Linked DNA regions of Mus musculus: all the other regions are linked to region 2. A link is a loop called in an ENCODE intact Hi-C map of the cell type or tissue named here. Cell type or tissue: heart. All regions are shown on one strand. Region 1 holds the start of AY074887 (cDNA sequence AY074887). Region 2 overlaps Wdr61 (WD repeat domain 61). Region 3 holds the start of Ireb2 (iron responsive element binding protein 2).

Region 1 (4,000 bases), 220 kb after region 2:
AAATAATGGATCATATTTCAGGTTACGCACACTCAAAATATTGGTGTGGCACGCTGCTTGCCCTTCTCACAGTCAGCCATCGAGCCCTGCTGCTTTCACAAATCAGGATTTTAGGTTAACAAATCTGGAGCGGTTTTGTCTTTCCTGCTTCATTAGTTTTTCAGTAGAATATACTATACTACAATGATTATTGAATGTTATTTTACATGCACTACCTCATTTAATCCAGAACAGAATCACAAAGATATTCTGATGATTAATCTCCATTTTTAAATAAAGAAATAGAGCCTTGAAAAGCTGATTTATTGCTTTAGAAGGGAGCTCAGGCTTAGATCTTGAATTAGGTCTTTGGGCTGTTACCCCTGTTCCTAATCACTACAAAATCCCATCCTGCTGCCTTTCCTTCCTTGTTTTTACACACCCACACCCACACCCACACACATGGGGGCAGTACATGAGATCATTCACATGTGAAACACTTAGGATACTCATATTTGAGGTTTTTATTTAACTTGGCCAATCAGGACCAGAAAAATGGGCTGGAACTTGGGTCTCATTCCAAATCAGTGTTTATCCTGTTATACAATGGAACTCTGCAAGTTTCTCTTGATTGTTCTTGCTAAGAGAGATTCTCCACTAAATTCCTATTGCAAATATTGCTAATTTCTGTTTGAAATTAAATATATGCTGCATTGTATGGATATTTTACCTTTTGGTCTTTTTTTCTCTCTCTCTCTCATTTTTAAAACAGTCTCACTATATATCCCTGGCTGGCTTGGAATTTACAGGGCAAACCAGGTCCTGAGTACAGGCCAGGTCCCGTCTACATGCAACTAAATTTCTAAGCTTCCCCCTTTAAGAAACCCAGATCCAACCGTTTTGCCTACACAGAAGACAAAGGCCCTGTACATAGTCAACCCACTAGCTCTTCAACCCCCAACATAGGCACAAAAACTAGGTAAGATTGGAAAGGAGAAATGGATGAAGAGAAGTCTTTTTTTCGTTTTTTTTTTTTTTTTTTTTTTTTTTTTTTTTTTTTTCTTTTGTCCGAGACAGGGTTTCTCTGTGTACCCCTGGCTGTCCTGGAACTCACTCTGTAGACCATGCTGGCCTCGAACTCAGAAATCCGCCTGCCTCAGCCTCCCAAGTGCAGGGATTAAAGGCGTGCACCACCACTGCCCGGCGAAGAGAAGTCTTAAACTTAGAACAAAAGTTATCCCAATTAAAGAGTTGGATCTGAGAAAGGAGAAAATGAGGCTAAGAGGAAGAACAAAGGAAAAACTGTTAAGGGGCAAGACTGGAAGAGTAAACGATTTGATTTGTCTATACAGTTGCTACTCTGGCCTCCATTAGAATGGTACAGAAGAGAAAACGAAAGTGGAGTGCAAAGCGTAGGAGGAATCTGGTTCCACTCTCCACGGTATAGACGCTTCCCTCCTCCCTCCAGTCCTCCTCTAATACAGACCGCAGCCAAAGCCGAGGTTGTGCTTCTGCACAGTCCACGTGGGCAGACTGAGCCCGCCCCAGCACTGGGAGAACTTCCGCGTCCTCCCGCCCCGCCCCGCCCCCTCGCAGTCCTGCGCACGCGCGGGAGCCATATTCGCCGCGGATGCTTGGCCATCCGGGTTGGTTCTTCTCCAGCTGAGTAAAGAGGCGCTGATCTGCACCCTCACCGTCTTCCTCTGGTGAGGCTCAGTCCTTTAGGGGCCGCGGAGTCGAGGTGTCTGTCTCCCGGGCGGGGGCCATCTGCGTGGAGACCACGGCCCAGGCCCGCGGCCGCCACCGAGGAGCCGTGGGCACGATGACTTTGCACCCGCCTCCTCGGTGACCGGCCTGCCAGGGACTGGTCCCCGCCGGCCGCCGTCGGGTATCCCCGCGGGGCCTTGACGGCTCGCCTGGGCTCTGAGACCCTCCGGGCCGGTGCGAGGGGTGGGGGCGGCTGCGGCCCAGAGAGTCAATTCGGGAAAGTGGCGCTGCGGGGGAAAGTCCAAGTCTTGTAGCGCCGGCGCCAGGCGTGGAGGTAGCTGTGTTCACAGTCGAATCCGAAACCCGCCGTGGCCTCCTGGCTGCTGTGCTCAGGGCCACCTTTCTGTTTCTCCTACATGTTGGAACCGACTCCTGGCAGGTTAACTCTCCTTAGGCCTGACGACTCTTCTAAAATGTCACTTCCCGTGGTCCTTGAATCCAGCCCGTCGGTGAAGCGGTCTTAAGTAAGATAAAGGTGTTTTCTAACATCTGGGCGCGCAGACCCTTCAAATGTCTGCTTAGCTTTCCAGCCACGATGCCTTCCTTATATCCCATTTGGCAACATAGGAATTGAACTGCCATTTTTCTACTAAGGCAGAGTTTCCATTGCTGTCTTTCGAAGAAACGGAAATAAGGACCAGGTTTACCACCTAACCCCTACACCCCCAAATTTAGGACCATGTGAATTATCCACTTTGTTAACCTTTCTCAGCCTGCTCTACTTGGAATGCCCTTCCTTCACCCCTTCACAATTCTTTTTCTTTGACTTGAGGCTTTTCAACTTACCTTTGCCTCTCCCACCTCTAATTTACTCTCATTATCTGTATTGGTTTCCTAAAATCTTACTTGCTGTCGATTCTGCTTTCCCTCCCCACCCTGAATGTCTCTTCCATGTTGCTTTATAATCTTTGTCTGTCATACCTGGCTGCTAGATTCTGAGCTTTTCAGGACACCATGGTTTACCTTTATTGTGGTGGCCCAGCATCTGTATAGGTCCCAGTGGTGGTGCAGTTCATGTTAGCTGAGTGATGGTGTGGATCAAGTGGTATTAACAGTGGAAGACACTTCTTAAAATTGTGGGGGTTTTGTTATTAATGATCCTGTTTTCTTTTCACAGGAATCAACATAAAGTTCAGAAACCATGGTGAGTTCATGACACGTTTCCTTTAACTTTTGCCTGGGAACATTATGGCTTGTTTGAAGCTCACAGCCTGACATGGAAGAAAATGAAACCAAAGGGGTAGAGGGAGTTGAATGGGGTCTTCCGTCTTCTTTCCACTGAACTCAGCACCAGGGTGTCATTGTATCCAATGCATGGACATCCGGAAGTTGGCGTATGTCAGTGAACAGGCATCATCTCTGTTTTTCCTTTGCAGTCTCGAAGATATGACTCCAGGACCACAATATTTTCTCCAGAAGGTAAATTAGAAGATTTAACCTGCTCCAAAGAAGGTTGGGGCATTTTGTTGTGGTTGTTGCTTTAAGTAGTATATTTTTAGTGTTGGGGTCTAGTGTGACGTTTAGCTACACACATTTTGGAGTTGACTTCATTCCTTTGGTTCTTGGAGATAACTTGTCACCAGGTTCATTACGCCATGCATTGTGGGCGAGTAAATGCAGGGCTGTTGATGCCAGCCTACCTGTGTCATTGCTGATTTCTCTCAGATGAGTGGTGCAAGAGCGAGAGGAACCGTGGTGTCTCACTGTTTTGTAGGTCGCTTATACCAAGTGGAGTATGCCATGGAAGCCATTGGACATGCAGGCACCTGTTTGGGGATTTTAGCCAATGATGGAGTTTTGCTTGCAGCGGAGAGGCGCAACATCCACAAGCTTCTTGATGAAGTCTTCTTTTCTGAGAAAATTTATAAACTTAATGAGTAAGTGCGATCATGGGGAAGAGCTTGAACTATTGCACTTGACAGCGTACTCAGGATTTGCATATTTAAGGAGGGATCTTCTATGTGAAGTGATAGAACTGAAATGAGCAGTTTTATTATTTTTCTTGTAAAAATCTGTGTATTTGCTTTATTTTGCTTGACATCTCCTTGCAGCCCATTATATCTCAGTTCATTATGTGTATAATTCACTTGAAATGCAAAGATAAACACTTGGTGCAAAATAGCACTGTGCAGTGATAAAAGTATGTATGTATTTTCTGGCCACACAGGTTTGGTTTAAAATCTAAAGTCCATGGATACAAGGTGCTACACCTATTATCTAACTTCTTGAGGATCAGAGTGGTTATGGGAATCAA
Region 2 (4,000 bases):
TATGTATCTATGTATGTGTGTATGTATATATGTGTGTGTATGTATGTATATATATATATATATATATATATATGTGTATGTATGTGTGTGTGTATATATATATATATATTTTTTTTTTTTTTAAACTGGGATTGGCCCTGTGCATGTGAGGCAAGTGCTTTACCATCAAGCCATATCTCTAGCCTTTTCACTTTTTACATTAAGACTAGATTGGCTTGAACTCACGACCCTACTTACTTCCTAGGCAGCTTGTATTACAGGCTTGCTCCACCAGACCCAAAATAGCTATTTACTTTTTCACTGAGTATATTTGCTTTTGGCTGCCATGGCCAATGCAAAGTTAATGTATCTAGGATCTGTGTGTCAGGTTGGTGTGATAAAATCTTAAAGAAACCAGGATACATTTTTTTCACAAAAGAATTTGCTTGAAGAGGTAGGCTGCTTACCTTGCTCTTGCTTGAAGAGAATACTGTACTACAAAAGAAGAGAAGTCAGTCAGTGATAGATCTCAGTTATCTCGAACCCCCCCCCCCCCAAGTGAGACAGTTCACTACAGCAGCAGCAGCTACTCCCTATGCCCCCTCCCTGACCATCCTACACATCCTTGGTACCTACTCATAACACCCTTGTATAGCTACACCAGAGAAAAATCAGTTCTTCATTCTGTCTTTGAGGTGAGGGGCTTTCTAGGTAGCTGGGGTTGGCTTCAAACTCTGTAGCCAAGGCTTACACAAAACTTCCCGCTCCACTCCCCTAAGTGTTGCCCCCACAGGTGTGCCCCACCCTCACCAATCTAAGACCAGTTACACTTTCTTCACCTCAGACCTAGGAGGAAGCTGAGTCCTGTTTGAAATCTAATTTTTACAGTTGTATGAGACAACACAGTCCATACCGTTGTCTGTAATCCTATAGGTGCTTATTGACTGTCCTACCTCCTACTGACTTTACTTTTATCTATAAATTCTTTTAAACCTCCTCAGTCCCCCTCTAAAATGTGGCAACAGCATGAAGTAATCTTAGTGTGGTGCACTTTCAAATGCCACCTAACCCTATGATGAGGAGGTACCCAAAGTCACCTAGGCATCTAGGAACCGGGCAAGAATTAAAAAATCATTTCCCTAACCACACACTCAGGCAATCTATTAAGTCTGAATTTGCCAGTAACTAACTGAAGCTTTCCCTCTCACTGCAGACCTTACCTGGTTGGTCATTTCCTTAACCAAGGATGAAGCGCTAAAGGCCAGACAGTTCTGTGGAAACAACACCAGGGTTTCCGTCAGTAAGATGATGTGTTCAGCACAAGGAGGCTGCACAGGTTCCTCTGCACCATGGTGACACCGTTATAAGATTCTGATACCTCTCTATGGATCAGTCCCTGCAGGCCCCATCACAGTCCTATCATGTGGTGGTGTGTGATCTTTCTCCCAGGGGGTCAAGAAATACACACTGCCTCCATCCATGGATTATTTCCCCAAATCTGAAGAGGGTGACCAGTATGTGTTCCCTTCTCCTTCTAAGAGACAGAATTACAGGCCATCTTCATTTTAAATTTTCTTCATCTTAGAAAGCAAACAAGGGAGTCCAAGACAGTAACATTCTTACATGCAAGAACACACACAGGGGTCTCAATCAAAAACTGCCTTTCGAGACCTACAGATATGTAAATAAGGCTGCAAGGTAACAAACTGGTGACAGTTTTCAAAGACTAACATATTTTATGAACAGGCTCAACATATTTTATGAACTGATTTAATTTCATTAAAGTTCTTAATTATATTAAGCTTTTTAAATTTTATTAACCTTAGATTTATTAAACATCCACACACACATACGCCCATACATTGAGTTTATGGATATGTGTGCATTCGTGTATTCACCTGCACAAATTGTCAAGGGACAATTTGTGGAACTCAGTTCTTCCCCAGGTAGGTGTTAGGCGTGACAGTAAGTGCCTTTACGTGCCCAAGGCCTTGGTATGTTTTGCACACCACTTAGCTAACAGACTTGCAAAACTTAAACCTTCTCTCTGGTTGTTTTCAAATACATAAAATACACAGCATTAGAAAGAAAACCTAGTATGTGCTCACTCTCTGTGGTAACTATGTTCTATAAAGTTACCACTAGTGGGCAGTATCAGACCATTCCTCTGGAGACTCAGAGGTAGGCCACTGAAAGCCTCTGGGACACATTTTTGTCAAGTGCTCAATATGTAATCACATGCTATGGTTTTGCTTTGTTTTGTTTGCATATGACTCTGTTTGACCATACATTAGTAATTCACTAATACTGAACTCAACCTAAACAGGGCTTATCTAAAATACTTATTTTTCTCTCTAAGACTCATTACAGCTTTCTTGCACTGGGCAAGAACATGGGCTATCACTCCGGCACCATGCCAGAGGGTTACCTTCACCACGGGCTCACTACCAAAACCAAACAAGCAACCAAAACACAAAAATGAGAAGGCATGGCACTAAACCCCAGAGAAAAGACACTTTCTCATAGAGTGAGAGCAGAAACAAGGCAGAAGCGAACTCAGAACTGGGCATCACGTGACTCAAAAGATTCAACACCCTGCACATCTTCTAAAATTATAAATAAATATAATCGAGTATGAAAATTCACAAACAGAATCTAGGCATAGGCTCTATGTGGAAAACAATCTTGTCAAAACATGAAAACCAAACTTATGAGAGCAAAACACACATGGCTCCTTATCATCACATTCTATAAGAATCAGCAAGTCTAAAAGATGCCGCAACCTCAGGACATAAACAACATCCTGCCAGCAGTTCCGTAATCCTAATTGTTTGGAGGTACTAAGCCTGGCTTTCTGGCAAGACCCTGTCTCAAAACAAACAACAATCCCATCACAACATTCTGATATGAAAACACCTGTGATCGCTAAAGCCGTTAACAAAGTCATATTTAATACTTGTTATGTGAGAATATAACATAATGGGAGAATATGCTAAATTTCAACTAGAAATTAACAAATATAAGAGTGTGAATTGTCTTCTAATCCATGTTCACAGCCCCTCAGTTCCATCCTCACTTAACAGGCCGTACATACAGCTCAGACATCTGGGCTCATGCTACCTGCTTCAAATATGCAAACCAAAGACTAACAAATGTTTACCAAGAACAGAAACTCAGACAGACACATGATTTCTAAATAGTCCTGGCCTAAGAGATCTTAATCAGGTGTGCTGACTTGTGACTGTTACTGATTTGTGACTCAAGAACAGGACCTTGCCCAGACTAGAAAGCTCTCCTGACAATTTGGCTCAAACAAGTTGAGACACAAACTGCATGAAGACCAGCCCTCTTAGTGATACTGCCTCCTCTCTGCCCATACGAACCTCACACTTGGCAATAGAGAAAAACGACAATTTTACAAGTAAGAAGGTTTATAGGGAGTCAACTTTTAAAAAGCTACCCTCAAAATAGGGTGTGCAGTTCCATCAGGCTGAACCTTTGAGGACGTACTGCATCAGATCCTATTTTAACTATTATACAGATTAGCTCACTGAACCTTCCTTAACGCCGTTTAGTAGGCACTCTTACTAGCTCCGTTCTTCTGGCTAGAAGAGAGAGGCTTAGAGCAGCTGACGGAAGCGTAGGTAAATACACAGTTCCTACTACTAAGACATGTCTCATGACAGGTAATTTCAGAACCAAGAGAATCCCAAGAGGCCTCTATGCCATCTCTCTCTTTAGGAAAATTTCCAGTTATCGGGGCTGGATTTAAAGGTCCTTCTTCAGGCTTCCCAGAGACTAACCCATGCGTCTATGAAAGTTTCTCAGGCACGTCTGTAACGCACCATACCACATGGTACTTGAAATAAAAGGAACTCACTCTCTGCTTAGTGTTCAATGACGTGAAGCTTGCTACCTAACAGCGTGGCTAACTACTATAGGACTGGTATTAAGAGAGTCCTCTATCTAAGGGGAAACTACTCCCCTCCCCAGAGTCCTCTATCTAAGGGGAAACTACTCC
Region 3 (4,000 bases), 130 kb after region 2:
CCCTGGCTGTCCTGGAACTCACTTTGTAAACCAGGCTGTCCTCAAACTCAGAAATCCACCTGCCTCTGCCTCCTGAGTGCTGGGATTAAAGGCATGTACCACCACGCCCAGCTAGTGCTAAATTTCTTGAATTTAACTGTTGTAGTGTGGTTGTATGAGAGACTGTCCTGGGGGGATGGAGAGATTGCTTAGCAATTAAGGCCATTTGTGCTCTTGTAGAAGACTTCAGTTCAACCCCCAGAACCACAACAAACGAATTTTCAAAAGCTCAAACTAGTGAAAACCATGAGATTTGAGAGATAGGTTGGTAATTAGGATGATTCAACACCCTCTTCTGGCCTCCTTGGGCACCTGCACACACATGACATACACTAACATTGAGATACACATATAAATAAATCTTTAAAACATAAAAAGAAAAGCCCAAGTCTTGAAAGAGTGAGTAAGGGTTAGCCAACGGTGTACAGGAGTGTTGTTTCAAGAGAAGCAGAACTATTCAGTTCAGCCTCGTGAACAATGAAGTTATACGTGAGCTCTTGCTTCCATCTGAATGCATCGCAAATCCAGACTCAGTTTCTTGGTATGTGAGTTTGGTTACTGTGTCCTTCCTAGTTTGTTTCAGTTTCATGGAGATGATTTCGAGAATAGTCATGCCCTTGAGACTTTCTGAGAAGACTGTCACAGTTGTTAAGGTCAGGAAGCCAGTGGATCAAGTGGACTTCTAAACAGTAATGGAAGAGAGGAGCCAAGGATAGCGTGCTGGTATGTGCTTAGGCGGTGGCATTCGCTGGTGTAGGTGACAGACACATAAGGACTCAGTCACTGGCTTGGGTGGCAGTGGTTGTGGTGGTGGTTTTGCATAGGAGATGCCTGTGGTAACAAGCGTTAGGATATATTCCTCTAAGCTTAGGAGATGGGTTTGAGTTGTAGGTAGGCTAGAGAGCATCAGCTTATGAACGGATAGCTGGAGCCAATAGACAGATGAATGAGCCAGAGGAAATGAAATCTGGTGCAAAGCTCATGTCACGAGATAGAGTTAATGACAGTACACTTAATAGCTGGGCAGAGAAAGGCCCTGGTAGAGGAGACTGGGATGAAGCAGGCTTGGAGGCCAGGAAGTACAGAATAGTTTTGGAATTATGGAAGCTAATACAGTTTGTCTTAGCAAACATACTAAACAAACAGTTAAAGCAAGAGCTGGGGTATTAGCAAATAGTTATGCCTACCTTTATCACAGGCATTTTTGGAAGTGGAAACCAGTCTGAGAAGGGATAGGAGTGGGGAAGAAAAGGGCAAACCAGACAACTCCAAAGAGTCCGCTAACCAAAAGACAAGACAGGGAAGACATAAGGACTCTCCCTGGCGGGGCCAGAGAGAAACTTAGGACACCATCACGTTTAACTGCTCCTGGGAAGAGAAAGGTTGAAGTTATAGGAAAGTATGGACATTTTAATTCATTCAATTAGTCGATTGCCTATGTGTCCCATTAACCCGGCCTTGTTCTCTTGAGAATGCACGAGTGGGCGCCTCATTACATCACGGCTTAACACAAGGCTTTACCATGCAGGGAGAACTTGAGTCCCAATCCTGGCTCTTTCCTACAAGACAGTCCTGCAGACATCGCGGGACCTCAAAACCTCACGGTATACTTTTGGGCCCACAAGAAAGTAACGGAACCTATGGCGTCCCGTTGTCAAAGTTACTAACCTCCCAGGGTTCCGCCCCCCCACCTCCAGCTCTGGAGAACAACAGAGGCTGCGCAGAGACCCGCCTACCCGCTGGCTCCGCCCCGCTCTTTCTTTGTTTCGCCGGTCCGAGGATCTCGCGAGAGTTAGCCGGCAAATCCCGCGAGCGCGGACCCCGGGCCAGCTCTGCGGCTCTCGCGGTGCCTGCGCGAGACTGCTTCCTTCCTCCTTTCCCCTGCCCGTCCGCCCGTCTTCCTCCCTCTCTTCCCGGCCTGGCCTCCCCCTCCTTCCCCCGCTGGCCCCCTCCCCGCAGGGATAATATGGTCTCCGGCGATGGACTCCCCAAGTGCAGGTCAGTTCCCGGCCGCCGCCTTAGCGTTGGCGGCTGGTGGCGTGCGCTGCTGTACATCCGTGGCCCTCGCTGTGCTCTGCTTACGGTCACCCGGGGGGGCGGTCGGGCCCTCAGGGCTTGGTCGTTCTCTCCCCTCGGGGCGGAGGCCGCGAAGGCCGGGCGTCCCCGCCCGCGCGTCCCGCTCTTCAGCGGAGCGCTAATTCCGCCCCTGGCCGGGGCCCGCTGCTTGTTGGCTGCAGCCTCCAGGCCCCCAGGAGGAACTGCTGGGGCAGGGACAAGCCCACGTCTTTCTCTGCCCGCCCCCCTTTTGTGAGCATTGAGTGTCGGAAGACCTGGCTCCCTTGTTTGGCTTTCACTCTGCTGGCTGATCCTTCTACCCAGCATCCTGGGATCTCCCTTTCTTTGCTCCTGGAAGTGGAGGGGCTGTCGAGGCTGAACGTTAGCCGGTTCCCAGATCATTTGTTGCAGTCTCCTCCCCCATCCACCTCCCTCCACAAAAGAAAAACACTGTTCTTTCTGAATGGACTGTGCTTGTCTTTTCTGGTTTTGGAAGAAGATCTTAGAGCAATGTTTAAGGGTCTCACCCATCCAAGTAATGAGGCCGCATAATGAATTTTTATCTACCTCACCCTTTCTCACAACACTGAGAGTGGGGGCATATTCAATTAGTGCATAACCATTAAGGGTATATCTCTTAGTAGAATCTAATGTGCCAGTTTACCTAGATATTTTGATGGTCACTTTAAAAATCATCTTTAGTGTTCTGTTGTTGGATTTTTAATTGCCTTTTGAACCTCTAACAATGGTTTTGTCAAAGCATTATCTCTGTACTTAAGCATGTTCAGGGCACGATTTCTGAATGCTTGTACATCATTTAAACCATTCTTATGGTCTCTTTGCAGACATTTAACATTTCTAAGATTGAAAAGCCATTGGGTGGGTAATGCTGTAATCCCAGCATTCAGGAGACAGAATGGGCGATTATTGCCTCTACTTGCAGGCTCTCCTGGGTTGCCCAGTGAGGTTAAGTCCACTCTGGGATACAGTGACAACACCCTGTGTCAACAGGCAAGGTAGAAAGCTGTCTGTCTCACTAGTTTCTGTTTGACAAGAGTCGAGGTTTAGAATTGTCCCCTTGCAGTCCCGTGGAGACGAGTCTTGTGTCTGTGGTATGGGACAGTCAGCACCTCCATCACTGCCTCCATGGTTCAAGGTGGCCCTCGTAGCTGCCCCGCAGGGTAATGCAAATGTGCAATATTCCCATCAGCTTTCCATCACACACAGAGTTCTGCTGAGCAAAAGTTTGGGTGTTTTCTCTTTGAATAAGGTTCTTGGTAACTGTAGTTAATGTACTTAATGTATTTGATGGAATGTATTTAATGAAAGGCATTTGTTCTTTTTCTTCTCCAGGATACACCTTTGAGTACCTTATTGAAACATTAAATGGCAATTCACAGAAGAAGTTCTTCAATGTACCTAAACTTGGCGGCACCAAGTATGGTAATGTTGCTTTACGTTTTTCGTGGGCTTAGTTTCTAGTAGTTACAGTGCATTGGTCAAGGTGAGCAGAAGACATTTTATAAAACTTCCTTTGGGACTTTTGGTTGAGAACAATAGAAACCATACCTCGATTTCTTCTTTAAACTTTTAGTTAATTAGATGCTGCCTCTCCTCCCCTCCCCCCAGAAGCTAATCTTATTTTTAAAAGAGAACATCATAATCTATAGTGACTGAATGTGTGTGTTAACTTTTTCAATGGTCAGTGCCTCTGGTTATTGTTTTGTTTTTGTTTTTTTCAGGACAGGGTTTCTCTGTAGAATGTGACTGTCCTGTCATCCACTCTGTAGACCAGGCTGGTCTCATACTCAAAGATCTATCTGTTATTGCCTTCCAAGTGCTAAGATCAAAGGCAGGGACCGCTACTGCTTAGAGCCTCTGATTATTCTTTAAAAATATTTATCAT

Evidence for each region. A loop is a pair of places that touch in the nucleus more often than their neighbours do. Peaks named below come from ENCODE experiments on the same cell type or tissue, not always from the same donor. Only the 100,000 strongest peaks of a DNase experiment are listed, where the experiment ranks them.
Region 1: it touches region 2 in a loop (4-fold over the local background); 6 of 42 quality-filtered maps call a loop at or near these places.
Region 3: it touches region 2 in a loop (4-fold over the local background); 3 of 42 quality-filtered maps call a loop at or near these places.

What each region holds. Positions count from the first base shown.
Region 1 is chr9:54,949,219-54,953,218 of GRCm38, forward strand. It overlaps Hykk (hydroxylysine kinase 1), which reads left to right. Exons shown (of 5, transcript NM_177351.4): 5 at 1-706. AY074887 (cDNA sequence AY074887) reads right to left here and starts at 1,736. Exons shown (of 1, transcript NM_145229.2): 1 at 1,026-1,736. The coding sequence starts at 1,621. The coding sequence ends at 1,223. It overlaps Psma4 (proteasome subunit alpha 4), which reads left to right and starts at 1,641. Exons shown (of 9, transcript NM_011966.3): 1 at 1,641-1,685; 2 at 2,864-2,890; 3 at 3,123-3,165; 4 at 3,461-3,623. The coding sequence starts at 2,888. In heart, no CTCF peak of the experiment used is centred here; DNase peaks (open chromatin) are centred at 423 and 1,543; H3K4me3 peaks cover 1,930 bases; H3K27ac peaks cover 1,607 bases.
Region 2 is chr9:54,730,188-54,734,187 of GRCm38, forward strand. It overlaps Wdr61 (WD repeat domain 61), which reads right to left. Exons shown (of 11, transcript NM_023191.3): 2 at 1,200-1,250; 3 at 447-474. The coding sequence starts at 1,211. Among named protein-coding and RNA genes, the nearest start is that of Wdr61, 2.4 kb to the right of the region's middle. In heart, a CTCF peak has its summit at 2,128 (motif pointing right); no DNase peak of the experiment used is centred here; H3K4me3 peaks cover 1,056 bases; H3K27ac peaks cover 568 bases.
Region 3 is chr9:54,861,860-54,865,859 of GRCm38, forward strand. It overlaps Ireb2 (iron responsive element binding protein 2), which reads left to right and starts at 1,896. Exons shown (of 22, transcript NM_022655.3): 1 at 1,896-2,037; 2 at 3,448-3,537. The coding sequence starts at 2,019. In heart, a CTCF peak has its summit at 2,048; a DNase peak (open chromatin) is centred at 1,832; H3K4me3 peaks cover 2,313 bases; H3K27ac peaks cover 1,760 bases.